Linked DNA regions of Mus musculus: region 1 is linked to region 2. Evidence: chromatin loops called from intact Hi-C (ENCODE). Cell type or tissue: heart. All regions are shown on one strand. Links, peaks and the distances in the headings refer to the core of each region. The heading gives the core; the rest is flanking DNA. Region 1 overlaps Zc3h12d (zinc finger CCCH type containing 12D). Region 2 overlaps Ust (uronyl-2-sulfotransferase).

Region 1 (15,871 bases), core at 3,574-11,573, 360 kb after region 2:
TACCATGTTCTATCATCAACTGTTGTCCGATCAAGTGTTCCCTGGAGCCAAGGTTGCAGAAAGTGTGGCACCCAGGTAAACGAGCCATGCTGCAACAGCGACACCTAGTGGTCACAATAGTGACATTCCACCTCCTTGCCCCAGCCATAACTGTAGAGGCTAGGAGAAATGGTCTTTTCATATGATCTTTTTGAATTGTAAGTTTTCTAATACATATGTAGTAGTTTCTCGTTAACATTTTGTCAGGAACTAAGAATATTGAGCATCTTTTCAAATGCATGGCCACACACAGAGTTTTACCTTTTTGTTTTGTTTACTACGATGGGCGGGAACTGCATGCCACCACCTGCTTGCGGAGATGGAAAGACAATTTTAAGGAGTCAATATCTCCTTCCACTTTTATGTGTGTTCCGGGTACTGAACTCAGGTCACCCGGCTTCCACGGCAAGGGCCTTTTACCTGATGAGCAATCCCACCAGCTTCATATCTTTTTAAAAGCTTTTTGTTATTGTGTATATATGTGTGCCTGTGTGGGTTTACACATCACAGGGCATTGGAAACCCAGAACCTTGAGTTATAGGCAGATGTGGGTCACCTGACAGTGCGGGGACTGAACTCCGGTGCCTTGCAAGAGCAGCAAGGGCTCCTAACCACTGAGCGATCTCCCTTCAGTATTTTCTTAAATAAAGCTATGTATCCATGTTTTCATTAGTTTAGTGGTTGGTTTCTAGGGGTTCTCGGTGTATTCTGTACATGTGTCCTCTTACGAATACAGAGGATAAAAAATTTTCCCATTTGTGGCTTGACTTGTTCTCTCCACACTGCCTTCCAGAGAGCAGGTCAGGTTACCACATTTTGTGTGCTAGATCATGCTGTTGGTACTGTGACTTAAAGTCTTTAACTCATGGTCTCATCTTGGGCCATTCTTTCTGTTTAAATGATGCCATTTTAGTATAATATTAAATTGTTGCTATGGTACAGGCTGTAGCTGTACCTTCATCATTTGAGCACAATATTGCTTTTTTTAGATCTCATTTTTTATTAAACTAATAAAATTTATTTTAAAATATACAACTCAGTATTGACATTTTAAGTCATCAAAATAATTTATAATAGTTAAATACCTCTTAAATATAAATGATATCTTCTGAAGCTAAAAGTAGTATGCACTCAACGAGTTTTTAAAATCTATTTGGAATATAAAACATGATAGTAGAAAAAAATCTCTTATGAAGTCCTCTAAGGAAGGAAATTTTGGAGCCAGTCCCACAACACCCAGAGGAAGCTCCATTCCCAGAATCATAGGATCAGAGGTGAGGAGAACACAACATCTGCCCAACACCAGGAGTAACTGGGAGCAGCAGGACTCAGGCGCCCAGGAACTCCACCCCACCAGAGACACAGATCCTTCCAGTCTGGGCTGGTGCCCTCAGCAGACCTTAAGTGCAAACTCTGAAGCCAGTCCCACAACAACCAGAGGAAGCTCCACTCCCAGGCACTCTAACACACCCAGGTCCACAGAATGACAGGATCATGGGATTCCAGGAGCTTGGTCCCACCAAGATCTCAGGGTCCTAGAGGCAGCTTTACTCCCAGGAGCTCTGACAAGCCCAGGATCTCAGGATCACAGGATCCCAGACTCACAGGATCACAGAGACAGCTGAACTCTGAGGAGTTCTGACACAACCAGGATCACAGGCAGGACAGGTTCCAGTCAGATATAGCCACGGCAGGTAGCACTAGAGATAGCCAGATGGTGAGGCAAGCGTAAGAACATAAGCAACAGAAACCAAGGTTACTTGGCATCATCAGAATACAATTCCCTCACGATAGCAAGTCCTGGATACACCATCACACCGGAAAAGCAAGATTCTAATTGAAAATCACTTCTCATGGTGGTGATAGAGGACTTAAAGAGGGACATAAATAACTCCCTTAAAGAAATGCAGGAGAACACACGTAAACACCTAGAAGCCCTTAAAGAGGAAACACAAAAAATTCCTTAAAGAATTACAGGAAAACACAATCAAACAAACAGGTGAAGTAAATGAACAAAACCATCCAAGATCTAAAATGGAAATAGAAACAATAAAGAAATCACAAAGGGAGACAACTCTGGAGATAGAAAACCTAGGAAAGAGATCAGAAGTCATAGACAGAACAAACACCAACAGAATACAAAAGATAGAAGAGAGAAACTCAGGTGCAGAAGATACCATAGGAAACATTAACACTACAGGAAAAGAATATGCAAAAAGCTCCTAACCCAAAACATCCACAAAATCCAGGACACAATGAGAAGAAACCTAAGGATAATAGGTATAGAAGAGAGTGAAGATTCCCAACTCAAAGGACAGGTAAATATCTTCAACAAAATTATAGAAGAAAACTTCCCTCACCTAAAGAAAGAGATGTCCATGAACATACAAGCAGCCTACAGAACTCCAAATAGTTTGGGCCAGAAAAGAAATTCCTTCCATCACATAACAGTCAAAACATCAAATGCACAAAACAAAGAAAGAATATTAAAAGCAATAAGGGAATAAGGTCAAGTAACATATAAAGGCAGGCCTATCAGAATTACACCAGACTTCTCATCAGAGACTGTGAAAGCTAGAAGATCCTGGGCAGATGTTATACAGACCCTAAGAAAACACAAATGCCAGCCCAGACTACTACTATATCTAGCAAAATTCTCAATTACCATAAACAGAGAAACCAAGATATTCTATGACAAAAACAAATTTACATAATATCTTTCCACAAATCCAGCCCTACAAAGGATAATAGGTGGAAAACACCAATACAAGGAGGGAAACTGCGCCCTAGAACAAGCAAGAAAGTAATATTTCAACAACCCCAAAAGAAGATAGCCACACAAACAAAATTCCACCTCTAACACAAAAATAACATGAGGTAACAATCGATTTTCTTTAATATCTTTTAACATCAATGGATCCAATTCCCCAATAAAAAGACATAGACTAACCGACTGGATATACAAACAGGACCCAGCATTATACTGCATACAGGAAATGCACCTCAGTGTCAAAGACAGACGCTACCTCAGAGTAAAGGGCTGGAAAACAATTTTCCAAGGAAATGGTCCTAAGAAAGAAGCTGGAGTAGTCATTCTAATATCGAATAAAATCAACTCTCAACTAAAGGGTATTAAAAAAGATAAGGAAAGACACTTAATACTGGTAAAGGAAAAATTTACCAAGATGAACTCTCAATTCTGAACATCTATGCTCCAAATGCAAGGGCAACCACATTCATAAAAGAAACTTTTCTAAAGCTCAAAGCACAATCTCACCCTACACAATAATAGTTGGAGACTTCGACACCCCACTCACATCAATGGACAGGTCATGGAAACAGAAACTAAACAGAGACATAGTGAAACTAACAGAAGTTATGAACCAAATGGATCTAACATATATTTTTAGAACACTTCATCCTAAATCAAAAGAATATACCTTCTTCTCAGAACCTCACGGTACCTTCTCCAAAACTGACCATATAATCAGTCACAAAGCAGGCCTCAACAGATACAAGAAGACTGAAATAATCCCATGCATTCTATCAGATCACCACGGACTAAGGCTGGTCTTCAATAGCAACGAAAACAACAGAAAGCCCACATATACACGGAAGCTGAACAACACCCTACTCAACGATAACTTGGTCAAGGAAAAAATAAAGAAAAAATTGAAGGCTTTTTAGAATTTAGTGAAAATGAGGACACACCATACCAAAACTTATGGGACACAATGAAAACAGTGGTAGAAGGAAAACTCATAGCTCTGAGTGCCTCCAAAAAGAAACTGAAGAGAGTTTACACTAGCAGCTTGACAGCACACCTGAAAGCTCTAGAACAAAAAGAAGCAAATACATCCAAGAGGAATAGACAGCAGGTAATAATCAAAGCAAACAGAAACATAAAGAACTATTCAAAGAATCAACCAAACCAGGAGCTGGTTCTTTGAGAAAATCAACAACATAGATAAACCCTTAGCCAGACTAAGCAGAGGGCACAGAGACAGTATCCAAATTAACAAAATCAGAAATGAAAAATGAGACATAACAATGAAATATATCTTAAAATAACTATTCTGTTTTTTTACTATCAACAGTCGAAAATATTAAAATCATGTTCTACAAACATTAAAAAAAAACATAAATGAAAGGAAATTGTGATAGGCTCCTGATTAGACAGAAACCTTTCCATCTCCAAGGAAGAAGATGAAGCGTAACTGTGGCTTCATAGAATGAATTGGGTAGTGTTCCTTCTGTTTCTATTTTGTAGAATAATTTGAAGAGTATTGGTATTAGGTCTTCTTTGAAAGTCTGATAGAATTCTGCACTAAACCCATCTGGTCCTGGACTTTTTTTGGTTGGGAGACTTTTAATGACTGCTTCTATTTCTTTAGGAGTTATGGGACTGTTTAGATCGTTTATCTAATGGTATCTGGCTAGAAATTTGTCCATTTCATCCACATTTTCCAGTTTTGTTGAAGTTTCCAGCTTTTGTAGTGGGATTTGATGGTTTTTTTTTTTCTCGGTTTCTGTTGTTATATCTCACTTTTCATTTCTGATTTTGTTAATTTGGATACTGTCTCTGTGACCTCTGGTTAGTCTGGCTAAGAATTTAAAGAACCACCTCCTGGTTTTATTGATTCTTTGGATAGTTCTTTTTGTTTCTACTTGGTTGATTTCAGCCCTGAGTTTGATTGTTTCCTGCTGTCTACTCCTCTTGAAAGTATTTGCTTCTTTTTGTTCTAGAGCTTTCAGCTGTGCTGTCAAACTGTTAGTGTGTGCTCTCTCCAGTTTCTTTTTGGAGGCACTCAGAGCTATAAGTTTTCCTCTTAGCACTGGTTTCATTGTGTTCCATAAGTTTGGGTATGTTGTGCCTTTGTTTTCATTAAATTCTAAAGTCTTTAATATTTTTCTTTATTTCTTCCTTGACCAAGTTATCATTGAATAGGATGTTGTTCAGCTTCCATATATATGTGGGTTTTCTGTTGTTTTCGTTGCTATTGAAGACCAGCCTTAATTTGTAGTGATCTGATAGGAAGCATGGGATTATTTCAGTCTTCTTGTATCTGTTGAGACCTTTTTTGTGACCGATTATATGTTTTGGAGAAGTTTTGGAGAAGGTACCATGAGGTGCTGAGAAGAAGGTATATTCTTTTGCTTTAGGATGAAATGTTCTATAGATATCTATTAAATCCATTTGGTCCATAACTTCTATTAGTTTCAACATGTCTCTGTTTAGTTTCTGTTTCCATGGCCTGTCCATTGCTGAGAGTGGGGTGTTGAAGTCTCCCTCTATTATTGTGTGAGGTGCAATGTGTGCTTTGAGCTTTAGTAAAGTTTCTTTTATAAATGTGGGTGCCCTTGCATTTGGAGCATTGTTGTTCTGATGAGTATGAACTGTCCTTCCTTATCCTTTTTGATAACTGTTGGTTAAAAGTTGATTTTATTCTATATCAGAATGGCTACTCCAGCTTGTTTCTTGGGACTATTTGCTTGGAAAATTCTGTCTTTGACATTGAGGTGTGTTTCCTGTATGCAGCAAAATGCTGGGTCCTGTTTACATGTCCAGTCTCTTTTTCTATGTCTTTTTATTGGGGAATTGAGTCCATTGATGTTAAGAGATACTAAGGAATTGTGATTGTTACTTCCTGTTATTTTTTATGTTATTTTTATGATTATGTGGCTATCCTCTTTTGGGGTTGTTGAAAGATTACTTTCTTGCTTATTCTAGGGCATAGTTTCCCTCCTTGTGTTGGCATTTTCCATCTGTTATCCTTTTAGGGCTAGATTTGTAGAAAGATATTGTATAAATTTGTTTTTGTCATGGAATATCTTGGTTTCTCTGTTTATGGTAATTGAGAGTTTTGCTGGGTATAGTAAACTAGGCTGGCATTTATGTTCTCTTAGAGTCTGAATAGTATCTGCCCAGAATCTTCTAGCTTTCACAGTCTCTAGTGAGAAGTCTAGTGTAATTCTGATAGGTCTGCCTTTATATGTTACTTGACCTTATTCCCTTACTGCTTTTAATATTCTTTCTTTGTTTTGTGCATTTGATGTTTTGACTGTTATGTGATGGAAGGAATTTCTTTTCTGGCCCAAACTATTTGGAGTTCTGTAGGCTGCTTGTATGTTCATGGACATCTCTTTCTTTAGGTGAGGGAAGTTTTCTTCTATAATTTTGTTGAAGATATTTACCTGTCCTTTGAGTTGGGAATCTTCACTCTCTTCTATACCTATTATCCTTAGGTTTCTTCTTCTCATTGTGTCCTGGATTTTGTGGATGTTTTGGGTTAGGAGCTTTTTGCATTTTCTTTGACTGTAGTGTTAATGCTTTCTATGGTATCTTCTGCACCTGAGATTCTCTCTTATATCTCTTGTATTCTGTTGGTGACGCTTGCATCTATGACTTCTGATCTCTTTCCTAGGTTTTCTATCTCCAGAGTTGTCTCCCTTTGTGATTTCTTTATTGCTTCTATTTCCATTTTTAGATCTTGGATGGTTTTGTTCATTTACTTCACCTGTGTTGGTTGTGTTTTCCTATAATTCTTTAAGGGATTTTTGTGTTACCTCTTTAATGGCTTCAAGCTGTTTCTCCTGTATTTCTTTAAGGGAGTTATTTATGTCCCTCTTAAGGTCCTCTATCATCATCATGAGATGTCATTTTAAATCAGTATTGCTTTTCTGGTGTGTTGGGGTAACCAGGGCTTGCTGTGGTGGAAAAACTGGGTCCTGAAGATGCCAAGTAATGTTGGTTTCTGTTGTTTATGTTCTTGTTGTTGCCTCTCGACATCTAGTTGTCTTGCTATCTCTGACCATGGCTTGTCCCTCCTGCAAGCCTGTGTGTCAGTACTCCTGGGAGACCAGTTCTCTCCTGGAGGAATTTGGGTATGGCCCTGGAGGATCAGCTTGACAGTGCAGACAGAAACCAGAAGGATCCTGTCCCCAGATGTCCCTTGGTTTCTGTGTCCTGATGGCTCTGGGCAGGTCTCTCTTGGGCCAGGAATTTGAACAGAAGTGGTGGTCTTACCTGTGCTCACAGGCATGTCCGAAATCCTGGGAGACCAGCTCTCTCCCAGCGGTATTTGGGTATGGAACACTGTAACACACATTCAGCTCAGGAGGCAGGTCTCTTGGGCACTTATGAGCTTTTATAGCATTAGTTTTCACACTGAGTCCTATAATCCACTTTGATTAGATTTTTGGTCTTAATTTTTAAAAAAAATCATAATGACTGGACTTTAAAAAAGTAAAAGTAATAACTTTTTTTAATTTTTAAAAAACAACTGCAAATTAAAGCAGGTGAATTCATGTGGAATCTGATACTGCTCTGTCTCCTGGGCATTTTTACCTCTCATTCACCACACCAAGCTCCAGCTGAGGCTGGGGAAGGGATATGGAGTGGAAGAGGATGTCAATCCTCTACCTGGTCTCAGTATCAAATTAATAAATTGTCAGAACATTGTGGGACTGTGGGTGCTGGTTTGTACTTCTCACATCTGCTCATATGACATGAAAGTACTAAGTCATTGCAGGCTCTCTGCTGGCCTTAGAGGAGAGCACCGAGTCCAGCTGAGTCTCTCTGGGGCTGAATCGGGATGGTGAGTGTCACAGCTATAACCACCCAGAGCTGGGAGTCTGTCAAAGCAGGAACTCCTTTTATTGTATCAGTCTTTTTTTTATATAGGGTTGGGAAGGAGGTGGGCATTTTTTTGGTGAGGTGAGATGACATAGCGGGTGGGGAAGAGTGATGGAGGGTATGAGGTGAGATGATATGTGGGGTGGTGATCTCATGGGGCCTATAAGAAATTGACACATCAGCGGTAGCTAGGCAGAGGCAGGCTTAAGCAGGTTGGAAGTGAATGAGTTACTCCAGTATGGAAGTGAACAAGACAGGTCTCTAAACTCGAGCAAAGGCTCAGGCTTCCTCACTAGGCCTCAGTATCTGGCCAAATAAGGCCCAACAGTCATGCAGTCCCTTACAGGCCCAAAGAAGGAATCCTGGGGTTCCCCAGAGCCCCCTCTGACCCTCCCTAGTTTATAAACCAGTCCAGCTTTCCAGAGTGCCAGATACTCTTATAATCTATCAGTATAAATGGAAATTATTTAATAATAATAATAACAACCGTACACTCTGCTTACTCTCAGCCAGTCAGCAGTGAAGAGGCTGGTGCCTAAAAAGAGGGAGAAACCAGAGTGTAGGCTACAGGGTGCTGAAGACAGCAGCTCTGGGAGTCTCTTTGGGGGACTCTTCTGAGATGGGTCACAGGCCAAACACTAGGAGCCCTATCCTGGGTGTGAATTGATGATGAATACAAGAAATTGGGTCTCTTGGCTCTGAAGCTTATAAGCTCCTCTAATAAACAAGCAAAGAAAAACCTCCCAGGGAGCCTGGCAGAGCTTGGCCAATGTCAGAGCTCTACAACACCATAAACCACTGCATTTGCAGCAAACAGATTGTAAAGAATTATTTTGAAAACAACCTCCTCCCCAACCCCCAAAAGTCTTCCCTGGAGTTGAACCAACTCAAGGAACACTGGGAGGCAGAAAATGGCTTCCTGGAACATATCATGTAATACATCTCTTTTTCAAAGAATCTACTTTCCTACTTCACAATATATGGTCAACTCTTGCGCCGTTGAACAATATCATCTTAAGAATTTACCACATCGTGTTCATTGAATGAACTGTATTTTTGTTAAGTCTTCCAGCCCTCAGAGTCCTCAGTCAGTCAGCATCTCTCTCTGGTCGCCACAAATGGCTTGTGATGAATGCCCTTCTCTGAGAGTCTTCCAGGAGCTGAGTAAGAAGCGCCTTCCAATCTCTGCCCAGGAAGTGAAATGCTGTGGTGTGATTAGTTAGAGCCAATGTCACAAGGGGCTTCTGAACTCTGTTCTTTCTCGAACATTGCCTCCCCTGTCCTGACTGACCAGGAAGTTTGGGACACCAGCATAAGGCAGAATCTATACATTTTAAGTGTGTGTGGCTTGCTCAGTAAGTCTGGCCTAGCTACAAAGCAGTACCCAATAAAGAAAAGCAACCATTAGAAACAAAGCTATTGCAAGGGTGCCCTGAAGCAGTGTGGAAATGTGGGGATGAAAAGCTAAGAAAAGATAGCTTTGAAGGAGCCTGAGGAGATTCCAGTGCTGTTAGCTGAGGAATCATGGAGCATAGCTGAAGGAAGGGTGGGAGAGAGAGATGAAGTAAGGGAAGAGACCAAGGAAAGTGGGGGAGGAAAAGAGTCATGGTCAAGCAAAACATGGAGTCCAGAGGATTCACAAACAAGTGGTTTTGAGTGGAGCCAGACCGGGAGGAAATGAGAGATGGTGATAGTGGCAGTGAGAAAGGGGAGGGACAGCAAGAACAAAACCTCTGCCAAGAAAGCCTCGCTCCCTTGCTGTGTGGCCTCAGACTTGTGGAGAAATGCGACTCTGACTGCCTCTCAGCAACTGCCTAGCTGTGGAGACTGATGCAACTCACCATAGTCACACAAATACTATATTCTAGAGTCGTTCTGAATGCAGATAAAATCGGAATGATCATGAGTAAGTGATCCTATTGGAGCAATCGTCTTCAACAGCCAGTCGGGCAGCCAGTTGGGTGTGCTCAGCATCCATCTAACTGAGTACCAACCAGGGAGTCATGATCAGCGACAGTCACTCAATGACAGCCAACTAGATAATCAATGTCAGTCACTCAGAGTCAGCCAGTCATAATCTGCCACGCACTCCGGTCGAGTCAACTTGACAGGCTGAGGCTTGGAAGCTACTCATGAGGCAGAAGAGTTTCATGGAAACTCACTCCTGGAGCCTGGCGTTCTAACCCATACATCAATTTTCCATTCCCGGGTTAGTCTAGTGTATGGATCCACGTGCTCTCTTTTAGGATTATCTTATTATAAGTGCCTTTTAAGATTGAATTCTGACATAGCTAAAGCCTTCGCCAGTGTTTCAACAGTCCTAGAAAGTCCTTGAGCAAGACCATGGGCTTGGAAATTCAGTAAGAATGTTGCTATTCAGTGACATTCAGAATTGCCTCTGGCATTAAACTATCACTTAGAATAAAAGCCAAGTCGCTCCCATATACAGGAATTTACAATGGTTTAGGAAGTAGATCGGGCTGTGGTTTTAGAGTGTTGCATTATTCATGAGATGGTTAGCTAGAAAGGAACTCCCTAGTTAGAACCATGACTTGGGTGTGAAAGCCCTTGCCCTAGGAGTGAAAAGTTCTCACACCTGGCTTCTAAGACTATAGTTGACCTTAGATAGGGCTGACTCTGTCTCAGTTATTTTATTGCCCAGTTCCTGCCAGTCTTTGCGTTTTCATTCCTCTGTTTTGTGTAAGAGTCATTAAGCATCCTGTAACCTCATTTGTACCTTGCCGATGTGTCACCCAACTTCCTTATTGTCTTCTGTACAAAAAGTTTGATGCTCGATTTGACAAATTACATTCAGATTCTACACAACCTCTCCTGTGTACATCTGTCTGTCATCTCATCTGACGCTTTGCCCACCCGCAACTAGAGACCCGTTCCACGAAGACAAAGGGGCCCAGAGGGTCTTCGGCAATAATCCCTGTCCATAGATCAATGAATCACTGCTAGCCACCTGGTAAGTGCCAGTCAGTGAATCAGACCAGTTTGTCTTTCTGTCAGTCAGTCACCATCACTGTCACTCAGACAATCCTTGTCCATCAGTTAATGACATAGTCACTGTTAGTGGATTAGTGTTAGCTTAGTGAATGTGTTGGTGCCAGCTACTGTCAGTGTCCATCTGTCTGTTTCAGTGATCCAAAGACATCCATTAGTGGGTCACTGGGGCCATGACTCAGTGATGTTGTCAGTCAGTGTCTGTCAGTCAAGCAACACCAGTCACTGTCAGCCAGCCGGCCAGACTTAAGCATGGCATTCGCAGGTTTCTGAATGCTTGCCTGCTGTCTTTCTGTTTTTCTCAGCACCTTTTCTGTTTGTGAGACTTGGACAGGTGTCCCTCATCTGTGTGTCTCCGGAAACTCACAACAAATTACTTATCCAGTGGGGTCAGGTCCATTGCCCTTCATTTCCAGCTGCCCCTTCACACTTAGCCATTGTGACAGTGAGTGTCCTGAACTCGGAAACATCAGCTCAGATGTAAGACAAAGGAAGCAAAGCCGGTCTTTTACTCCAAAAAACCTCTTTTCCACAGCCACAGGGGCGTTGGGTGGCATCCTCCCCACCTAATTGTGGATAAGCAGATACAAGGGTCACCAAATAGAAGAGGAGGTTGCTAGGGACATCTTAAGGCTTGGTTCAATCCTCAGGTTTGAACATAGTTATGGACAGGTGTTCTGTCTGTCTGTCTGGACGATGGCCTTCTATCTGTTTGAAGGATCTGCTCCCCTCCTTCCGATGTCCACCCACCCTGTAGTTTTGTGAAGAAACCCTCACAATTTACACCCATGTGCTAGCCAGAGGTGGACGTGAGAGCCAGACTGATTGGCTCAGGAATGAGTGCGTGACCCACATCGGGTCACTCAGGACTCTTCCCCAGGATTATTTCAAGGCTGCTTCTTGAATCTTTAGCTGAAAGAATTTGTGCTTGAACCTGCCTGCAGAATAGCTCTCGTTGTCTAGAGAAAAGCTTGGAAGGAGACAGTAAGGGGGAAGGAAGGAAGGGGGAAGGAAGGAAGGAAGGAAGGAAGGGAGGGAGGGAGGGAGGGAGGGAGGGAGGGAAGGAAGGAAGGAAGGAAGGAAGGAAGGAAAGAAAGAAAGAAAGAAAGAAAGAAAGAAAGAAAGAAAGAAAGAAAGAAAAGAAAGAAAAGAAAGAGAGAGAGGAAGGAAGGAAGGAAGGAAGACAATCTAAGAAGCAGATCCAAAAGGAAACAGGCAGGAGACACCTGGTGGACTTTGCAGCCTCAAATGATGCGTCCACCTCTGGCCTCCTGCTGTTTGGTTCTGTGAGCCAGGGTGGCAGCCAAGGAACCTTGCCTAATAGAACGTAATTGCTGCCAGGTGTGGGTAGCTCTTGCCCATTTGGACATGAATTATTCCCTGTGTGTTTGCTCAAAACTCTTGACTTCTGCACTCTAGAAGCCTGTATCAGGCCTGGTCAGAGACCTCCTGGGAAGGACCCCTCATTCTTGAGCAGGGGGGCCTAGCACCTGCTCTGGATGCCCACGACTTGGTTGCTGTTGTTGTTTGGGTTTGCTATAAGGTGTGTGTTTAGTGCATTGTGCATTCGTATTGCATGTGCATGCATGCTCTAAACCACACATGCACTTGTGTGTCTGTGTCTGTTTGTGTGTGTGTGTGTGTGTGTGTGTGTGTGTGTGTCTGTGTGTCTGTGTGTCTGTGTTTAGAGTGTGTGCATATTCATGCATGGTTTAGAGCATGTGTGCATAAATGTGTGTGCGTGTGAGTGTGCCTGTATGTGTGTGTCTGTGCACGAGCGAGTGTGTTGGACAATGACTGCTTATCACTCCGTGTTTTGCTGAGCTCACCCTGGGTGCTAAGAGTGATCTCTTCGTGCCTACCTTCTTTCTAGAGTTTCATAGAAGGTGTCCTGTGCGGTGACACAGGACTCTGTATTTAGAAGAGCCCCGTGCTTGGTTTAATGCTCCACTGTCACCATCTTGAAATTGCTGCACAAGACCCCACGGATTACAGACCTGATTCTGGCTCCATGGAGCCCCCTTGTGGTGGGATTCGTGATGCCCATGAACCTCTCCAAGTCCCTAAATCTTACCTTCCTTGTTCCTTAAAGTCCCTTCCCCTCTCTAAGATCTCTGTCGCTCCCCTCTACTCCCATAGGGGACTCTTCTCTCAGAGATTACCAGCCCTTGTGACTTCATCCAAACTACCCATGCCAGCCGACATCTGGTCCACGGCACTCCATCTGACTTCACATCAAACTGAAGCTGGACTTCACTTTACTTAGAACAGTACTGAAAGCAGCAGCTTTTCTTGCTTCTATGGCTCAACACTCAAATCCTGTGATTCAGCCTCAAACCTCCTTCCAGATGGAGCCTCTGGGAAAGCACAGCCTGGCCCCTCCCCTGGGGAGAGACACTGGGAAGAGCTCCCTCGGCTTCTGAGTTTCGAAGGGGGAGCTAAACTCTGGAGTCTCTTTGGTGGATGTGGAATGGGTCTAGCCAACTGATGAGCAGCCTGTGGTCTTGGGAATAGCCTGCTCATTAACGTGCAAGGAGTCCAGCTACTTCTGGGGGAGGGGGAAGGCAGGCTCTAGCATATCACAGCTGCCCCCCCCCCCCGGGAGGGAGTACGGAAACTGGACATTAGCCAAGACTTCTCGCCCACCCTGTTAAACCTGGGGGGGGGGGTGCTGGGAGGGGGGAACAGTGGAGAAAAGAACTGACAAGAGAAATCAACACATGGTTTGACACTAGAGTCCAGGTGTGGAAAAGGTGGTTTATTTTTGGAGCATGGTAACAGTTATGCAACTAGAGATAGCCCATCTATGTCTCTCATCCACGGTTTTGTGTCACAAGGACATACTAAGACTTTGGAATTTTCCAAAGGTGATTACATCCGAGATGTGTTGTTGTCCCCCCCCCCCGCACACACCTCCTTTCCCCCCTCTTGTACTTTGCTTAATCACAGTGAACCAAATAAAATAGCTTTACAGCTTACTAAAACTCAAACTTGCCTTCAGAGGAGCAGTTTAAACGTTCCCAACTATCAATTTGCAATGCATTGATTCGAAGCATGGAACCGTGGCCTAAATGAACCGAGTATTTCTGGAAGGCAGGCTGGGGCTGAAAGAGACTAGACTGCAAGAGAAATAATGAGGCCAAGACAAGTTTTCTCTAATCAAGGCCGGCAAGTTTACTAAGAGAATGTGCTTAAAAGGGGGAGTGGGGAGGCCCATCCCCCGCTGATCCATTCTTGGTGCCTGGAGTCAGCCTGTAGGATAGGATATGTCTCTGGAATGTCTCAAGGGTCTCTCAGCAGGTAGCAGTCTCGGAGAAGAGCAGAAGCAAGCGGTAGCTGACATAACAACATAGCCATCTAAGTCAGAAGGCTACACCTACTCTAACAGTCTTGTGGAAAGGAAACACACACAAACACACATGCACCCACACATACATGCACACACACATGCACAGGCACACACACGCACTCGAGGGAAAAAATTCAAAGGATCTAGAAAGAGTGGACCGTCTTCAGGACCGGGGACTAAAGGTAGAAGCAACACTCTGAGAACAGCACATGCTTTGAAAAGGAGGTGAGGAACGATCTCTAATGAGCCATGCTAAGACTGTGTTTTTAAAAGAGGGAGGACTTCCAGGAAGCCATATGGCTGCCCTGGTACCAAGGAGTTGAGTTTACCATGAATACCGCAGCCGAGTTTTTCCTGAGGCATACCTTTGCTATGCCAACAAATGTGACTAGTAATAAAGGGGTGTTTCCCAAATGTACCTATCACACTGCAGGGGCTCGGAGGCTTTGGCAAAGAGTTCCCACTGGCAGGTCCCTTCTGACTCTCTCTGACCAAGTGAACTACCAACTCCCTCATGAACAAATGAGTTACAATCTGGCAGGCTACCATTGTAATTGGAACATATGGGTGCTGCCTACAGATGCTAGGGGTCCCTCAGGATGCTGGGCCCATGCCCCGAAAACACCGTATCATTTCTTGTCCCTTGTAAATGAATGAGCTTCTTTTCCCCCAAAACCCAGAGCCAAAGTTATCTAGAAGACACAACTAAGTGAAGTTGCAAAAAACTCCGCCGGAATCCAAATCTATGCTGACCCACCCAAAAACTGATTTTTGTTGTTGCTGGGGTTTTTGGGTTGTTTTTGTTTTTGTTTGTTTTTGTTTTTTGAGGGGGTGGTGGGTAGACTGGAATCTTATCTCTGTAAGGTGCAATTTAGAAGAGTTTATAAAATCACCACAAAGAAAGGCTGATTAAAAAAAAAAAAAAAAAAGAGCCAGGCTGAGTCTTAAGCAAGGCCGTGTGCATGTGTACATGTGCATGCATGTGTGTGTGTGTGTGTATGTGTGTGTTGTGATGTGTGGGTAATATGGTATGCATGTACAAAAAGAATAAAGCCCCAGTGAGAAGACCCTTGGGATCAGGTGTCCCTGGGACAGCCCCACAGTAAAATTTACACAACAAGGCTGGGTTCCCTTATGAGTGAAATTATCAATAGTGACTTGTAAACTCAGGCAGCAATGCCTTCCTTCTCGTGTCACCTGAACATGTATGTTAAACATCATTGGGCACCACAAAAGTCAAGACTGATTTACCAGCCTTTTTCAATCTTTCAACTACAATGACATGTTAAGTTCTCATGGCTTTCTAGAATTCTAAACACACACACACACACACACACACACACACATACACACACACACACTTACACAACAAGAGTTTATATCAAACTCAGCTTGATCTCCTTGATTAGCGGTGATGACCAGCTGAAACATTTGTAGATGCTTAGAACCAGATACAGATGTATTCCCGACAAAGCCTTCCAAACACAGCAGAAATCACCCTGTCCATGCAGCAGGTCCTGGCTTCAGGGAGCATCCCCAAGGTCCCCACGGGTATCCACCACTGAGGATGAGAAAGAAGTCTCCACCGACTACCTTTGAAGAAAACGGCGTCCAACCTAATGACACATCCAGACTAACAAGCGTCTTGTATCCCACCCGTCCAAGCTGCCAGTCAAGCCTGGGCCACCACCCCTTACAATGTTATGAACCTGTCTCCTAAGGATCCCCCAACGGAGCACCGGTCTTTTGGGATCTCTGCAGGAGGGTGAGCAGAGCCATGTCGGAGAGCGGAGGACCCGAGGCCATCACAGGGTGGTCTTGGTCAGGTGGGAAGAAGC
Region 2 (15,871 bases), core at 3,009-11,008:
AAACACAGACAAGAGTAGAGAGCGTTTGTGTTCCTGCATAGGGGAATAGCTAACTGAAACTGTGACACAGGCTCGGATTTTTTTTTCTTTCTTTTTTTGGCTTATGTTCTCATTTCTCTTTAATCTTGATTGTTGTTTTGCTTAGCTTACTGAAGCATGAAAGTCTCCTTACGATGTAAATTGTAGACATTACCAACATCCTGGATCTTTTTCCCATGTATTTACACTGATGATCAATGACAGTCTGCTGCTGAGAAAATTCAGGGTTAAGTTACTTCCGTTTTCCTTACAACGGAGATGCTGATTCCAAGGAGTGTTTATTCCTTACAGTGGGTCTCACTCTGTCTGTCTCCTTTGGACAGTGTACTCACCTGCCCCCCAGTTCTTCAGATTCCCTCCACCAATAATCTCACTTTGTCGAACTTTTACTCCGATCCTGGACAGCAGGCAAGGGTTGCCGGAGCAGGAGAGGATTGCTATTGGTGGTGTCGCAAGCGAAAGTGGCTAGTCCAAACTCCCCCAAACTGCACTTATACAGAAATGCCCTTCTTTCCCTCTGTAACCCAAACAAACAAAAGCAACAACGTTAATGCTAAAGCAGTTAAATGATGAGATGACTAGCAGATGCTATGGGACACTAGTTTTGATCACTGCAAACGTATTGCCAGTGACTCTAACTTCATTAAGTTTGTTCTACTTCGTTCTTCCATTAAAAATAAAAATAAAAATAAAAAATAAATAAACTATTCTAGGGGCTGGAGAAATGGCTCAGCAGTTGAAAACACTGAGTGCTCTTCCAGAGGTTCTGAGTTCAAGTCCAGTCCCAGCAACTACATGCTGCCTCACAACCAGCTGTAATGGATCTAATACCCTCCTCTGGTGTGTCTGAAGAGAGCGACTGTGTACTCACATACATAAACTAAGTTAATTATTTTTTTTAAAAAGCCATGATAACCATCTGCTCAGGACCTAAGTGTCTGCGCCTGTATTTGTCTTTCACCAAATACTTAGAGAGGCATATTCATTTCAAGGCCCTGGCCCTTGTGCACATGTGAGACGCACGTCAGCTAGAGAAACCAGGGAAGACCGCACAGTTCTAGAACTAGCCTCACGGGTTGTTGCTGCACATCACAGGTCTTTGTGGTAAAGCAACTTTCTTGTCTTGTCAAGGGAGCCCGGCGAGTGGGCGCTGGAGCGGGCCAAGCTGAACGTGAACGAAAACTTCCTGCTCGTGGGGATCCTGGAGGAGCTGGAAGATGTGCTGCTCTTACTGGAAAGATTTTTACCTCATTACTTCAAGGGTGTGCTGAGCATCTACAAGGACCCAGGTAATGCCACTGGAAGCCCTCTCCCTGGTAGGGTCCCGATAAGGCTTTCCAGCCTGGACAAGGACTTGGGAGATGAAAATACAATGTGACATCTTGTGTCCCCCAGGCTTTCAACGACAGAGTGGCATGAGCTTTCAATTCCAAACCCCAGACTCTAAGGTGAAACCCAGACTCACCATGGTTAGCATGGTTAGCATTCCCATGGCTATGTCCTGCTCCCTAAAAACAGAAGTTCACAACATTCTACACCAGCATGGTGCCGGGGTGAACAGAGGGTGGGGAGTGTGTGCGCACACCTGGAGCTCCTGGATGCAAACAGCAGTAGGGCAAGAGCTGCTTGAGATGGGGCAGCTCTGGCCCAAGCGCCATTGACAAACGCACTCTGGCGTGTAAAACCCCAGCAGTAGATTAGATAGGGAAACAAATTGAAAATGCAATTAAGATTTTGCTCTCACACACCAAGTGCTCCCCAAGTAGGAACGACAAATAGAGAGCGGCAAAGCGATCACAGGACAGCCCACAGTGTCACTGTGAATATAATTACTTTCAGAAATCCATCATTTATTTTCCTCTCATTATTATTTAGCTTGAGAGAAAGATGCTTTTTTGCCACACTCTTTCCTATGTTCCTTAATCTACTCTGCACAGCACGTCTTGCATACTTATTTCCCAATCGGTTTGCGGCTTTGTGCTGTTATGCTGGAAAATGGGTGAGGGCAAATGGCCTGGTAGAAATAGCCAACAGAGGAGACCCTCCCAAGGACTGAAGACAGTCAGGTGGACTTGGAACCACATCTGTATCCCCAGGGCCTGTCTTTGCCCTTCCTGTTACACTGCGGCCCTGCCATTTGGGTAGATGGCCTGACAGGTTCTTCAAAAGCCTCCCAGCTCTCTCCTGAAATGAAAATCTAATTTATCTGCATGTAAGAATGTGCCTGAAAACCTAAAGGTGAGCCCTGCTGAGAGCCTTCCTATCAGAAAATCGGTTTGAAGAGCTAGACGTATAATGAGTCTTCAATAGCTGGGCTTTGGAAGTAGAGCTCCCTCTGTCCTTCTGATAACAGACACATGCAGGAGTTTACCGAGTCTATTGAATGGGAAGGGTGTCAGCATGGTGCTGTGTCTGATGACTGCTCTGTGAGACACTGTGAGCCTCCCTCTCTTTGTGCAGCCCTAGAGAGGGTTTACCCTACATTAGAGTCGTAAAGGAAGACTTCAGGCATTCTTATGTGGACCCGTCCTCTGTCTGTCTGTCTTGGCTCTCTCTCTTCCTCTCCTCCCTCTTCCTCCCCCACCCTCTCTTTGTAAGTGAAGGAAAGACAGGAGAAAGAGAGGAGGTGGGGATAAAGAGCTGACTGAATCTTGGTGACACATATTTATCCAGACATCTGTTAAATGGCAAGATATGAAGCCATTTACATCTGTTTTTAAGCTGGACAGTAGTAGCGCACACCTTTAATCCCAGCACTTGGGAGGCAGAGGCAGGCGGTTTTCTGAGTTCGAGGTGAGCCTGGTCTACAGAGTGAGTTCCAGGACAGCCAAGACTACAACACTGTCTCGAAAAACAAAAAAACAAAACATCTGTTTTTAAACACATATAAGCCTCCAATGACAAGTGTATCCAAAGGGGCATGCACCTAGCTGCTGCTTGAATTAACTTTCTATTTTCTTCAGCTAAATGGATGGCATCTCTGAAACGGTGGGCCTTGACCCCACGATCTGTAAGCACACTCACTAAAGTAGAGGAGACCTGTGAAGATTGGGTCACCCTTAGCTCTTTGACCTACAGCTACCGTCTTCCCACCAGTAAATTAAAACTCTTTCCCTTTTGATTTTGGCAGTAACGATGTGGTAAAGTCCTCAGGAGGAGTCAGGGACATCTGGTATTCCTGTGTAGTAGGATGAAAAGCTTCCAGAAGCCTGGTGCAGCTGCTCCATGGGGTTACGTGGTGTGGTACATCGAATCTGTTTTCAGGATGCATCTGGGGTGCCCTAGCTCTTTTCCAAGAGCAAAGTGATAAAAAAAAAAAAAAAGAATAATTCCTGGCACAGAAGGGGTTCCCAAGACCCCTGCTGTCTGTTCTAAACTCAGTTACTGAGTAGAGATTGTGGCAATACAATTTATGACCCCAGATTAGCTCTCTGCTGATGTGAAGTGTGTGCATGCATGACCAAATGAACTTCGGACGGAGAGTTCAGCAACTTCTGTGTACTGTGGTGGCTTGGCATTGTCTTCTGCTATTCCCTTACAATGACGCCGAAGGCCAAGGGAGCAAACGGTTCCTCTGTCCTAATAGTCTCCGCGTCCCCCAAGGTAGAGGATGTGGGTTAAGCAGAAACTCCTGACCAACCTCTTGTTCTATTTAGACTTCTGCAGACACAACGTGCAATATTGCTCTGTCACCATGATGCATTGGTGGGTTAAAGGTCAGACAGGTGAAAGGGCGTGTAGCGCTCTTCTACCTGTCCACACCAGAATGCCTTGTTCTCGTGGACGGCACACTAGAATCCTGAAGCTTCCCCGTATGCAAGAATTCTAGGGCTGATAGCGCAATTCGCTGGTCGAGCTCTTTCCTAGCAGGCCTACAGCCTGGCTATGATCCCCAGATCCTACAGTCACACTATTCGCGTTGCCTCAGCTGTCTGCAAGCAAGAAGAGAAAGAGCCAGTGGTCAGCCCTCCTCTCTTTACTCAGTCTGGGACACCACCCCACAGGATGGTAGCGGCCACCAGGAGATGGTTTTCTCTCCTCCATTGAACCTTCCAGGAAGCACCTTCAGAAAACACCCAAACGTATATTTTCATGATGACCCAATTCAATCAGGTTTACAATGAGATCATCACACACCCCTTCTTCTTTCTGCTAAATCCCCATGATCTTTACTTTTTACCCCTGCCCCCTTTGAAAGAAAAACAGAAGCCAACCTAGAGAAGTCTATAGTCCCTCTGTACGAAGCCCCTTACGATGAAGGGAAGAGAAAGACCGCGGTATTTCTGAGCCATGAATTTTAATGTGTCTGTGTCTCCTTTCCTCAGCTCCCAAGCCCTGAAATGTTGGTTCAGTGGGAGAGCATTTGCCTACGATGCTCACAGTGCTGAGTGTGATCGCCAGTGCCACCAAAGCAAGCAAGCAAGCAAACCTAGCATACTGTGAGCTGACAGAAATTTCTCAGGCCTCATTTTGCATGCTAAGTTGCAGGGATTGATGGTAACAGCTAAAATAAATAAGCAAGTTAATTTAAAAACAAAGAGCACCTGACTATATGTAATAGAAGCAGTTCTGGCGGGACCAGTAACTGAGTTAGTCTTGTTCAATAGTAACCAAGTTAGTATTGTTCAATAGCGCCACCTAGCTGGTGGACGGAACTGTGTGGCCTGGTGAAACCCATAACTTTCCTTCTTCAAAAGCTTGAGAACTCACGTGTCCTCTCCTTTTACCTTGTGTTTGAAATGCTTTCCATTACTAGAATTACTTCAGTATTCATCTTCTTGTTTCCATTGTAATTATAAGCCCTGGGGCATGATGGGAAACTCAGTAGGCATTCAGGGGAGGCTTGGGGAACACAGTTGGCAGCCATCAAAATAAATTCCAAACCATCTACTCAAGTACTAACCTCGCAAACTAAGTCCATTTACAAGGGGCTGTTTTAGAAAATATGTTCGCACGTTTTACAGGTAAGGATGACAAAGGACACGTCAAATGTTGTGCCAGCTAGATTTTTTGCTTGTTCATTGTCTATAAGTGACCGCTAGACCCCCACCCCACCCCTCAAGGTCTTTGATCAGTATTACAGTGTTTGTGAGTTAATTTGCATTGCAGTATTCAAATGAGAGCATTTGCTAGAAGTAACAGATGCATAAAAGAAAATTTTTAAATGGTGTACCACACCATTTAAAGTCTAGTTTTTACCAATCTAGAAATTAAAGAAAAAAAAATCCAACAGAATTAAAACAAATACTGAATGAATGCTTGGTTTCTATATAACCAAAGTCATTCTTGAAGTCTGGAGAGATGGCTCAGTAGTTAAGAGCACTGAGTGCTCTTCCAGAGGTTCAGAGTTCAAGTCCCAGCAACTACACGGTGGTGTACAACCATCTGTGATGGGATCCGATGCCCTCTTCTGGTGTGTACTTATAAAATAAATGAATAATAATTATTTTTTAAAAGTCATTCTTATGAAAGAGTGCTAACCTGAGCCAGGAAGCTCTCCTGGCATATTCTCTGCCCTGGGTCAGATGTGTAGCCTGAACAGTGACATTCTTACTGTGTGACCTTCAGGGTTTGTCTCGCTGAGATCTAAGGTCTCATGCGGTGTGCTTTTGAGCTCCTTGTTCAGCCCCCAGTTCCCACAGTCCTCTCGTAGTCCTGGGTAGTCCACAGTGCCTTTTGTGTGGTGATGGAGATCATCCATCTGTATCTGCAGCCTAGAGAGGGCTCACTGTCCAGAATTCTATCTTCCTTGGGGCTGCTGCTACCAGGGTGATCAAGGCAAAGATCTCCCTGCTGGTCATTTCTAGTCTTCATTCTCCATGCCATCTGTGTTTATCGTGGTGGTTAACTAAAGGTTGTCAGAAGGCATGGTCACTTATTAGCAGTATGGCCATGGCAAGGTACCCACCTGAAGCCTCAGCCTTCCCCGTCTGTATAATGTGCATAAATGTTACCTATCTTAAAGGGGCAGAATCCATAGTCCTTAAGATATATTGAGCATTCAGTGATGAGCTATCATCAGGCATAGCTGTGAAAAAACATGACTTTAGATTTCGCTGTAATCTCTATAGCCAGAAAAGGAGGGAAGCGTGAAGGAAGGCAGAAGATGAGGTGTGTGTGTGTGTGTGTGTGTGTGTGAGAGAGAGAGAGAGAGAGAGAGAGAGAGAGAGAGAGAGAGAGAGAGAGGTGGGACGAGCAAATGGGCAAGACTAAGAGAAGAGGAAAGGAGGAGTGTCATCTTAGCTCATCAGTTACAGCTGATCTGTGACTATGGCCCTTCTGCCGTGAAGACATTACACTTCTCTATTTCTGTCTTAGGAGAAGGGGAAGCATTCTCTTCCGGGGAATTTTGTGTTTCTCAAGGGAGACCCTTAACTGGAAACACTGCCACACTGACATGCCTGATCAGCAGATAAAGAGCACATATCATCCAAGTCAGTAGGAACTTGCTTAAACTGTCTGAATTCTTACCAGAAATGTCCGAGAGTTAGGACTTTGAAATGAAGTCCACCATTGAGATTTGACTCGGGACCAGTTCCCCTTAACTGGTGCTGAATTTTGGGTCTTGCGGTGTACCTGCCATTTAATAGATAATGCATGCCCAAATGCAAATATTTATTACAATGATGATGATTTTAATGAAGGGAGATTCACGGTTTCTGTCTTGCTAGTTTGTTTTCCATAGCCAAACATCCATCAGAATGTTAAGGCACTGTTAGCCTTTCTCCAGCAGGGGGCAGCATTGCTCTATTTTCTCCAGGAGATACCCATGGTTTCCAGTCAAAACTCAGCCCCTGCAGAGCAGAGGAATCATCCTTACTGTCTGAACATAGATATGCGAGCCCAGTTCAAACAACCTGAAATTTCACTAACTTTAGACATCTAACTTGCATTTTATGGGAGCCACTGGTATTGGAGGTGTAGGAGTTCACAATCAAATATGTTCATCTCCAGTTAGTCTCTATGTGATGTTTATGCACACATGTATATGTACTGTTAGTTCAGAACACACCTATCTACAATTCTAAAATACCCATATTAAACAGGTGCTGCCTTTCATCTTTCATTTCCATTTTTATTTCATATTTTCTATTGTTGCTGACCTAAAACAAAAGCTTTGAAAATTCCTGGAACCTTAAAGTAATTTAATAATGCCAGAAGAAATTAATATAACTTCAGAAGCCAATGAAGTTCTTTAGATAATTATCATTGCTGATAGTATGACCCCTCTCTTCTCATGCTTCATCTCCTATCCATAGTCTCCAGATAGTTTTCACTAGCTCAGTCCTAAGCTCAGATTCTAATAATATTAACAGTGGATCACATGTGGGTATGTATGTGTGCGTATTTGTGTGTCTCTGTGTGTGTCTTTGTATGTGTCTGTGTATCTGTGTATGTCTGTATGTGACTATGTATGTATGTGTGTCTGTGCATGTGTATGTCTATATATGAGTGTATGTGTATTTATGAAATCTGTGTGACTGTGTATGTACGTGTGTGCGTGTGTATGTCTGTGAGTCTGTGTGTGTGAATGCCTATGTATGGGTCTCTGTGTGTTTGTCTATATATGAATGTGTGTGTATGTCTATCTGTATGTGTCTCTGTGTGTGTCTATATGAGTGTATATGTCTGTGTATATGTGTATCCTTTTGTGTATATATATATATCTGTGTCTACGTGTGTCTATGTGTACCTATCCAAGCTCAAACAAGCAGACTCATGATCTATCCTTTCTTGAGTATGGTCCTGGATCACAAACCTGCCACAGCGTCTAAAGAGGGGTCATGTGCATCGAATTTCAGAAGCTCACACAGCTCCACATAGCCAGCCTTGCTGGGTTTTGAGTGAATCCTCTAAGGTGAGGAAGCAAATCTTCTTTCCCTTTCCTAAACAAGGATCCTGGCTTTAAAGGGGCCGTAACCCTCGCCCAGTCAGCGAGTCCCATGTACAGTGCTACGACCCCAAGTAACAGAGGTGACATTCAAGCCTGAGTTCCCAGAACCACCACAAAACACCACAAAGCCGAGTCCTTCTAAAAAATCCTCCTCACCATCACGGGCTCATGGTTGTTACGCGTTCACGGTGTGTTTCCACTGAAGGCGAAAGCTTGAAGACAAGATCTGTAAATGGTCGCAGTCAAAGTAAAGTTTATGCAAGAAAACCACAAGGAAATCATAAGGTCTGAGGGTATAGTTACCTGGCAGCATGAAGCCATGGGTTCGAGTCCTAATACTGGAAGAAAAGTAAACAAGAAAGAAATGTCCACAGGTCACCTCTGGTTAAGCCACTTTGAAAATGTGGCACCTTCTGATGGCCGAGGGAGATAGAGGGAAGTTCTAGATCCTAGGTACAACCGATGACGCATCAGTGGCTGTGGGGCAAAGTGGAAAATTCCACTGCCTGGAAGAGCTTCTCTGCCTTTGCTCTCAGAAGCCTGGAGTGCTATATTTAGAGAATAGATTCCTGCAAGGGCTGATGGGACCCTGTAACTGCAGCCTGGCACCCCAATACAGCTTATAGGACTGTTATCTTATGTGCCTGCAGTCTCTATGCATATGTTAGGAAAGCTTAGATGAGAGCCTAACTCGGGCACACACATACACACACACACACACACACACACACACACACACACACACACACCACACTGGGGCTGGGGGGGGGAAGGCAAGTTTCCTCTCTCTGTGTGTTTTATCTGCTTCCTCTTGTTGCTTGTTTTATTGGAAATAGCACCGACCATGACTATATTGTTTTCAAACCTAGTTTTCATTTGCTTGTCTGCTGCTCTTGCTTTAAGGCCGTTCTTCCTCTAGGTTAGAGTGTCTTCTGTGAGGTGTCTCTACAGTGATGGCGACACAGAGGACTCAGCTGAGAACATTGATTTTTCTAATAATATTGAACACGTTAAACATGTGTAGATATAAATCTAGATATCTGAATTCTGCCAGCCCTGGGACAGGGTGGTGTGAAAAATAAACCAAGTACAATAGCATCCCTTAGTCTGGAGTCACATGACTCCAGTAGGGGTATTCAGGCCCTGGCTTAAAGGTTGTGTAGGAGTTTGTCACATGGGTGTGGAAGCCTTCATGGTATGCAAAACAGAGCAGGTTACTGCAGCCTGCAGCGGCTCATGCCTGCTGGTCCTGACTCCCCGAGTTGAGCCCAGAGTCCTCTCAGGTTCAGTGACACTTCTCTTTGCCTCAGTCTGTACAAGGCCACAGCATCTACCCTTCCTGTGATGTAACATAGACCCATGTCATCCACACCAGTCTCGGGTGTGCTGCCCTGCCCGCTTCCTATCCTGACTGGAGAGGCTCTCGCTTCCTTTCAGTGCTTGGGGGCAATTCCCAGTCTTGAGCTTTTGCACCCAAAGTTCTTCTCCCTCGATGTCCTTCCAGCTTCTCTGCCTGCACCCATCAGTTTCTGTGGGCCTGGCAGTGACTTCTGGGATTTCCCTCTCCTCCTCTAGACGCCAGCCAACGACCTCCAAAATTGCCATGCCCAGTGGTGAGGGAATTGAGGATTCCCTAGCTGCTCCCATCCCTCCCTGGCCTGGTCCTCTAGAAACCCTGGGATCCTCTTCTTAGACCACTTTCTTCTAACCCATCCTTCATCCCTGGGCCTTGATCTTTTCTGGGTCCCAATTTTCCCTTACAGAGAACCCCAAATGCACACTCCACCATACCTTCCAAATTTGCAGTGTTCTGGGAAAGTTTCCCCGTTTATGAGTCGTTTCCCCTAATGAAAGCTGTCTAATGGCAGAGAAGTGGAGGAGATAGCAGCCATCTGTGTTCTGAGGTTATTTTCCTCTGCTTTAGAATGTAATGGCTTCCACCCCAAGTTGTTTTCAATCACACTGACAGTCGCATGCTTTGCACTGCGTGAGATGATGACCAAGGGATGACTTTATACCTCATACGTTACAATTGTAGACTTCCCTGCTCATTTACAAAGCTGCCCCACTTCTAAAGCATGAGCCAAGATTAGACCTGACCCTGGAGATGGGCAGCTGATATTAATAAGGCCTTCCTAGTCTTCTACCATTCATGGCCTATGCCACAATGCCTCTACCCACCCAGGATGCAGATGGGGCTCTTGACAGAGAACTTGAGGACTGTCTCTGTACTCTGGGCTGTGGCTTTACCCCCTTCACTGGCTCTGCATAGAGATCACATCCAAGCACAGAGGAATGGGGGAGAGGCAGCACATAGCCCAGGCGAGGAGTGGGTGGTGCAGCTCTCTAACCCATTTTTGTCTGACTCAGCGCTGTACAGCCGAATGTTCTAATTTTTTCTAGCCAAATCTTTTTCAAGTAGACATTTCATTTCTTGGTCTGTGTTTTTGTAGGCCCTCAGAAGTTTCTGTCGGGCTACGATGCCCTAGTTTGTCTAGTGTTACAAAGTTGTCTAGTAGCAAACTGTAAAAGGGTACAGTAAAAAAAAAAAAAAGTCAGACACTGGCATTACCATCTGCCAAGTGGTGCCATGTGGACCGTGTCTAGTGCATTCATCTCTTCTCCACAAACCTACGGAGAAATCCAGTGTGACCCTGATGGTGAGGAGACAGTGGGAGTTTAGGCTGCTCACCTCCACGTTTGGTCAAGCAGACATGACCGGGACCGCGTATCAAAGCACAGATTCCTGGAGTCTTTGTTTGTCTGTCTGTCTGTTTGTTTGTTATTTTATTTATGAATACACTGGAGCTGTCTTTAAGACACACCAGAAGAGGGCATCGGATCCCATTACAGATGGTTGGGAGCCACTATATGGTTGCTGGGAATTGAACTCAGGACCTCTGGAAGAGCAGTCGTTGCTCTTGGAGTCTTACCTTGTTTTTAACTGTTCATTAAAGTGAACTAAGACCCTTAGATAAGACCCAATATATTCAAAAAAGATGTGCACCAGGAATTGGCCTTTACTGTTCCAATCTCCGTTCAGTCTCAGCTCTGTAGGCTGCTAGCCACCGTGAGTGTGGTTATGTGGGTCTTCCAAACACCGTGCCATTTATTGCTAGTGTGCACAGGATATTACCTCTTAAGTGATTACACAAGACGTTATTTAGTTCTTTTATTTCATCACTTTTTCCTCTACTTCTCCCCCTACCCCCTGCTCTCCTAATACGATAGGCATTTTGGCCTCACTGCCGGGGTTCGCTGACAACCCACTCGGTATATCACAGTTACTCACTAGTATTTCACAGTTATGTTTGACTTCTAGCAGCAGATATTGCTTTTTCTGGAATTAATTAATGTCTTTCTTTAAAAAAAAATACTGAGATTTGTTTTTACTTATCAAGTCTTGATGTTACATCAATATTATTTTAATATCATTTCAGTGTTATCGGATGTTAGTTCTCCCTCCCCCTACACCCCACCTCCGGCTCAGAGTTGCTCACCTCTTGCTAAAGCTTGAGCTCATGTCTTGGAAGCTCCTGCACAGCTCTGCTCTGTCACTTTCAGTGTGTGTGTGTGTGTGTGTGTGTGTGTGTGTGAGAGAGAGAGAGAGAGAGAGAGAGAGAGAGAGAGAGAGAGAGAGAATGAGAGAGAGAGATCTTGTCTCCTATTCCCTGTGGACCCTGGCTTTGACTTGATATTTCATCCTACTGTAAGGTGTCCCTGCGTTACCTCCTAATACAAGGCACATGGTGGAGTCTGGGGTGTCCTGCCCCATGTTCCACTACTGTAACAGAATATCATAAAAACTACAGGTTTGCTGGGCTTGTGGTTCTAGAGGGTTGGACGTCCTAGGCCTTGTCGGTTGAGGGAAACCTTGCCGCAAGGCAGAAAGGATCAGGAGGTGGGGGGAGGGGAGTGATTTGAATAAGAATGGCTGGCACTGTTTAGGAAGGATTAAGAGGTGTGGCCTTGAAGTTAGTATGTCACTGGGGGTAGGCTTTCAGGTTTCAAAAATCTCTCACTCTCTCCCTTTCTTTCTTCCTCCCTCCTTGCCTCCCTCTCTGTCTGTCACTCTTTTGCTCTCTCTCTCCCTGTGTCTGTCTTTCTCTCTCTCTCTCACTCGCACACACAATCTCTCTCTCTCTCTGCCTGTCTCTCACACTCTCACTCTCTTGCACGTGCTCTGTGTGTTTCTCTGTCTCTCTCTTTCTTGCTCCTTCACTCACTCACTCTTCTGCTCTCTTGCTCTCTCTCTCTTTCTCTCTCTCTGCTTCTGTCTCTCTGTCTCTCCTGCTCTCTTGCTCTCTCATCTTTCTCTGTCTCTGTCTCTCCCTCTTGCTCCCCCTCTTTCTTCTCCTCCCTCTCCCTTTCTCCCTTTTTCCTGCTCTCGCTCTTCTGCCTGCAGATCAGTATCTCTCAGCTACTGCTCCAGCGCCGTTCATGCTACCATGCTCTCCACCATGATAAGAATGGACTACACCTCTAAAACTGCAAACAATCCTCCCAGTTAAATGCTTTCTCTTATAAGAGTTGCTTTGGTCCTGGTGTCTCTTCACAGCAATACAACAGTGACTAAGACAGGGAGGAAGGGGCCCGGTGTCCTCTGATTTATAGGGAGCCATTTGCCAACCTTGCTTTTACTCCCCAAATGATGGCATTAATCTCTCCTCCTGACCTAATAATTTCTCAAGGCCTGCTCCTAGTGGCAGGAACATTTCAGCATGCATCTTGGAAGGGCCATTTGAACCTTAGCGGCAAGTCAGTTCCTGCAATTCCTGAGTGTTTGAGAAGTGATGCTTGGCTGCCTGTCTCCATTACTGATCTGGCCTATGTGAATTTCTTCATAATTACATTCTACACACACCACCCTTTTCTCCTTCCTCTCTCCAACCCCATTTTTTATCATTTCTTGTTTTATTTCTTTAAGGATCTAAAATTTTTTTCATTTATTTATTTTATGGGCATTGGTGGTTTGCCTGCATGTATGTCTGTGTGAGGATGTGGGATCCTAGAATTGGAGATGCAGACAGTGGTGAGCTACCATTAAAGAGGAGCTGGCAAAGGGATTAGGAGCACGGGCTGCTCTTCCAGACCTGGGTTCAATTCCCAGCACCCACATGGTAGCTCTTTTAGGAGAAGGCTCATAGGTTAAAAACTGATGAAGAAAGATAACTCTTAAGAATATAGGCTGACAGGCAGTGGTGGGGCATGCCTTTAATTCCAGCACTCTGGAAACAGAGGCAGGCTGATCTCTGAGTTCAAGGCCAGCCTGGTCTAGAGAGAGAATTCCAGGACAGCCAGGGCTATATGAAGAAAACCTATCTCAAACAAACAAACAGACAATGTGTGTATGTGTGCCAAAAAATATCGTATCAGTTGAGTCTGATGAGAAGAGACCCTTCAGTGCCTTATGCTGGCAGATGTTCCTTTTGGGAGAAATGCCTTTGAAATGTCCATGAGCCATGGTGAAGGCTTCCAAGCAAGAGAGCTGAGGCCCTGGCTGGGTGAACCCCATCAGTCAGCTAATGTATGGGAGAAGACAAAACCATTGAAGGGTCTAGGCTACAGCTGTTTGCATAGCAGTAGCAACAGCTTCTATAACCAATGTGTCATGACGAACGTAAACAAAAGCCAGTGCTGAAATTCCAGCCACACTGTGTCCGAGCCAGTTCAAAATCATATAACCATTGGAGTTTTTCCTTCTCTCTAAATACATTCCATATGAGCCAGGGTGTTGGGGCTGCTGGAATCTCCTGCATTTACCCAGAAAGGAGTTTGAAAAGAAAATAAAGTCAAAGAAAGATGCTCAAAGGCTCAGTGCGGGAGGAGGGAAAGGTGTCCCTGGCCAGGCCTGTCCCCTTGGTGTGGCTGGGAATACTGTCACTTGACCTAGGAGTCACGGGAGGAATGGTGCTTTTGTCTGGGATCATGTCCCAATGGGGCCTTTGTGTCTGCAGTGACCCAAGCCAAAGTCAAGCTTTTTGGGTCAACTTATGACCCAAATTGTAAGAACATGGAATGGTGCCAGTTCACAAGCAGCCTGCTGCCAGCCCCCATGAGATGAGATGAGAACAGAGACCGAGAATTCGCATTTGGGAACCTACACAGTGATCTGACAAGACCACGGTTATTGGTTGCTTTTTTTTTTTTCTAACAACTTGTTTTCATAGTAGTTCACAAAAGTATTCATCTGAGGTGATTTTTGTGGGGCATGGCATGGGGGTGGAGGATTTAGAACTTATTTGATAAACATTGACATAGCTTCTCCCATTGGCTCAGGAGTCCCAGTCCTGTGAGGTAAAGTCCTGTCCACTTTCTCATCCATCTACCTGACAGTGAGTCCTGCTAAAGAGGGGTAGGCTACCGAAACATAAGGCCTGGCCCATCCCGGTGCGATCTGACAGAAAACAACCTGGAGGAGTCTGGGACTGGCTCTGAGTCAGAACCAGCTCTGATGGGCTGAGGCTGCCCATCTTCTTAGAGCCAGAACAGAGTCCTGACACTCCACGTGGTGATGAAATCTTGTGTTTGTTCAGGGTGATTTCTTGGCTCACCCACACTTCTAGATTTCCACATTATAGCATAGGATATTGTTTCCTAAGTATAGTAGGGCATGTGAGTTGGTTTCTGGCATCGATCATGGAAGATTAGCTTACCAACTCAGAATCAGCCCCAATGGCTATCACCAAAGACCGCACAACTCCCAGAGTGTCTATAAGTAGATACTGAGCCCCATGTGCTATTAGCCTTGATCTTAGACCATATTATTATTAACTTTGCTTTGGTTGAAGGTAGGCCCCATCATATTGTTAAAATAGAGTTTCACAGCCCTTTAGTGCCTGGAATTCATCACTTTTAAAAATGTTTTTCCAAAAGAAAATGTTAAATCCCAAATACATTTTTGGCTGAATGGTTGGTTTTAATGGTCCAGAGTTTTAAAAAGGAAAAAAAAAAAGCCCTGTAATTTAATTCCTCATAAAACATAAATCAGATTTGTGAAGTTTCTGCTAAACAGATCCTTCTGCTCAGCCTAAAATTTCTACCAGCTCTTAATCTTCAAGGAATAGTGAATTGTTGTAAAATGCCATCCGTGTTGTTTCATCTCAGAACTGAATTGTCTTGTAAGTAACCTGACTTCTGTTGTGTTTGTGGCTGTAGGGGTGGGATGGGGTCTACAGTTCCCATTCGTTCTCAGTCTTTAGCATCAATACAGAGGTATAGGATCCACATGACGTGAACATGGTATAATGGTTTTTACATCATCTGCCATCTCTCTCTCACCTTTCAACAGTTTGCTTTTAAAAGGTGATGAGGGTCAGTGGGAAAGTTACTCAGGCATCCACACCCACAGGCTGAACTTAATATCTAATGTGACCGGTGCCCTCCATGTCTCGTTCCACCTAGGGTTTCATTGGTTTACTGACAACTTCTGCATGCCTGTGGCGTCAGCTTAATGCCATCAGAGACAGGAAGGTCAGGCCTCAAGAAGGCAGAAGCACATCTGGAGAGTTCCTTTAAAACAAAAAAAGGTCCAAGTCACTTTCAAATTCACTTAATGATATACTCAGTAGTCAAATGCTGGGCACAGAGAGCCAGAATCTCTTCCAATAACACAAACTTCGGTTGTCATATTAATCTGAAGCACAAAACGCTTGCAGAAAAATCGAACAAGCAAAACAAAACCTACCCAGAATTCACCCCAAAGAAAGAAGCCAATATGCCAACATCAAAGGCTCAATGTTTTGTTCCAGAAATTGGAAAGTATCTGCCCCCATCCTGAGTTCACACTGCCTCAATAAACAGTGTCTCAGCTGTGTGTCAAAGTCGGTATGGACTTTTTATCATCATTACGAACGTGACTCTCCTGGCACTGTGTTTACCACCTTGTGCTGGTTTCCTATTCAGAGAGATTTAGAAGAGCTGAAGCTAAGACCCAGG

The links. Peaks named below come from ENCODE experiments on the same cell type or tissue, not always from the same donor. Only the 100,000 strongest peaks of a DNase experiment are listed, where the experiment ranks them.
Region 1: it touches region 2 in a loop (4-fold over the local background); 38 of 42 quality-filtered maps call a loop at or near these places.

The regions. Positions count from the first base shown.
Region 1 is chr10:7,867,948-7,883,818 of GRCm38, reverse strand. Zc3h12d (zinc finger CCCH type containing 12D) reads right to left here. Exons shown (of 6, transcript NM_172785.3): 6 at 13,422-15,871. The coding sequence ends at 15,750. Among named protein-coding and RNA genes, the nearest start is that of Gm24726, 27 kb to the right of the region's middle. In heart, for the core only: no CTCF peak of the experiment used is centred there; no DNase peak of the experiment used is centred there.
Region 2 is chr10:8,231,360-8,247,230 of GRCm38, reverse strand. It overlaps Ust (uronyl-2-sulfotransferase), which reads left to right. Exons shown (of 8, transcript NM_177387.3): 7 at 1,171-1,328. All of the region lies in intron 2 of 4930573G07Rik (a long non-coding RNA gene), which reads right to left. Among named protein-coding and RNA genes, the nearest start is that of 4930573G07Rik, 30 kb to the right of the region's middle. In heart, for the core only: CTCF peaks have their summits at 4,682 and 6,769 (motif pointing right); no DNase peak of the experiment used is centred there; H3K27ac peaks cover 1,071 bases.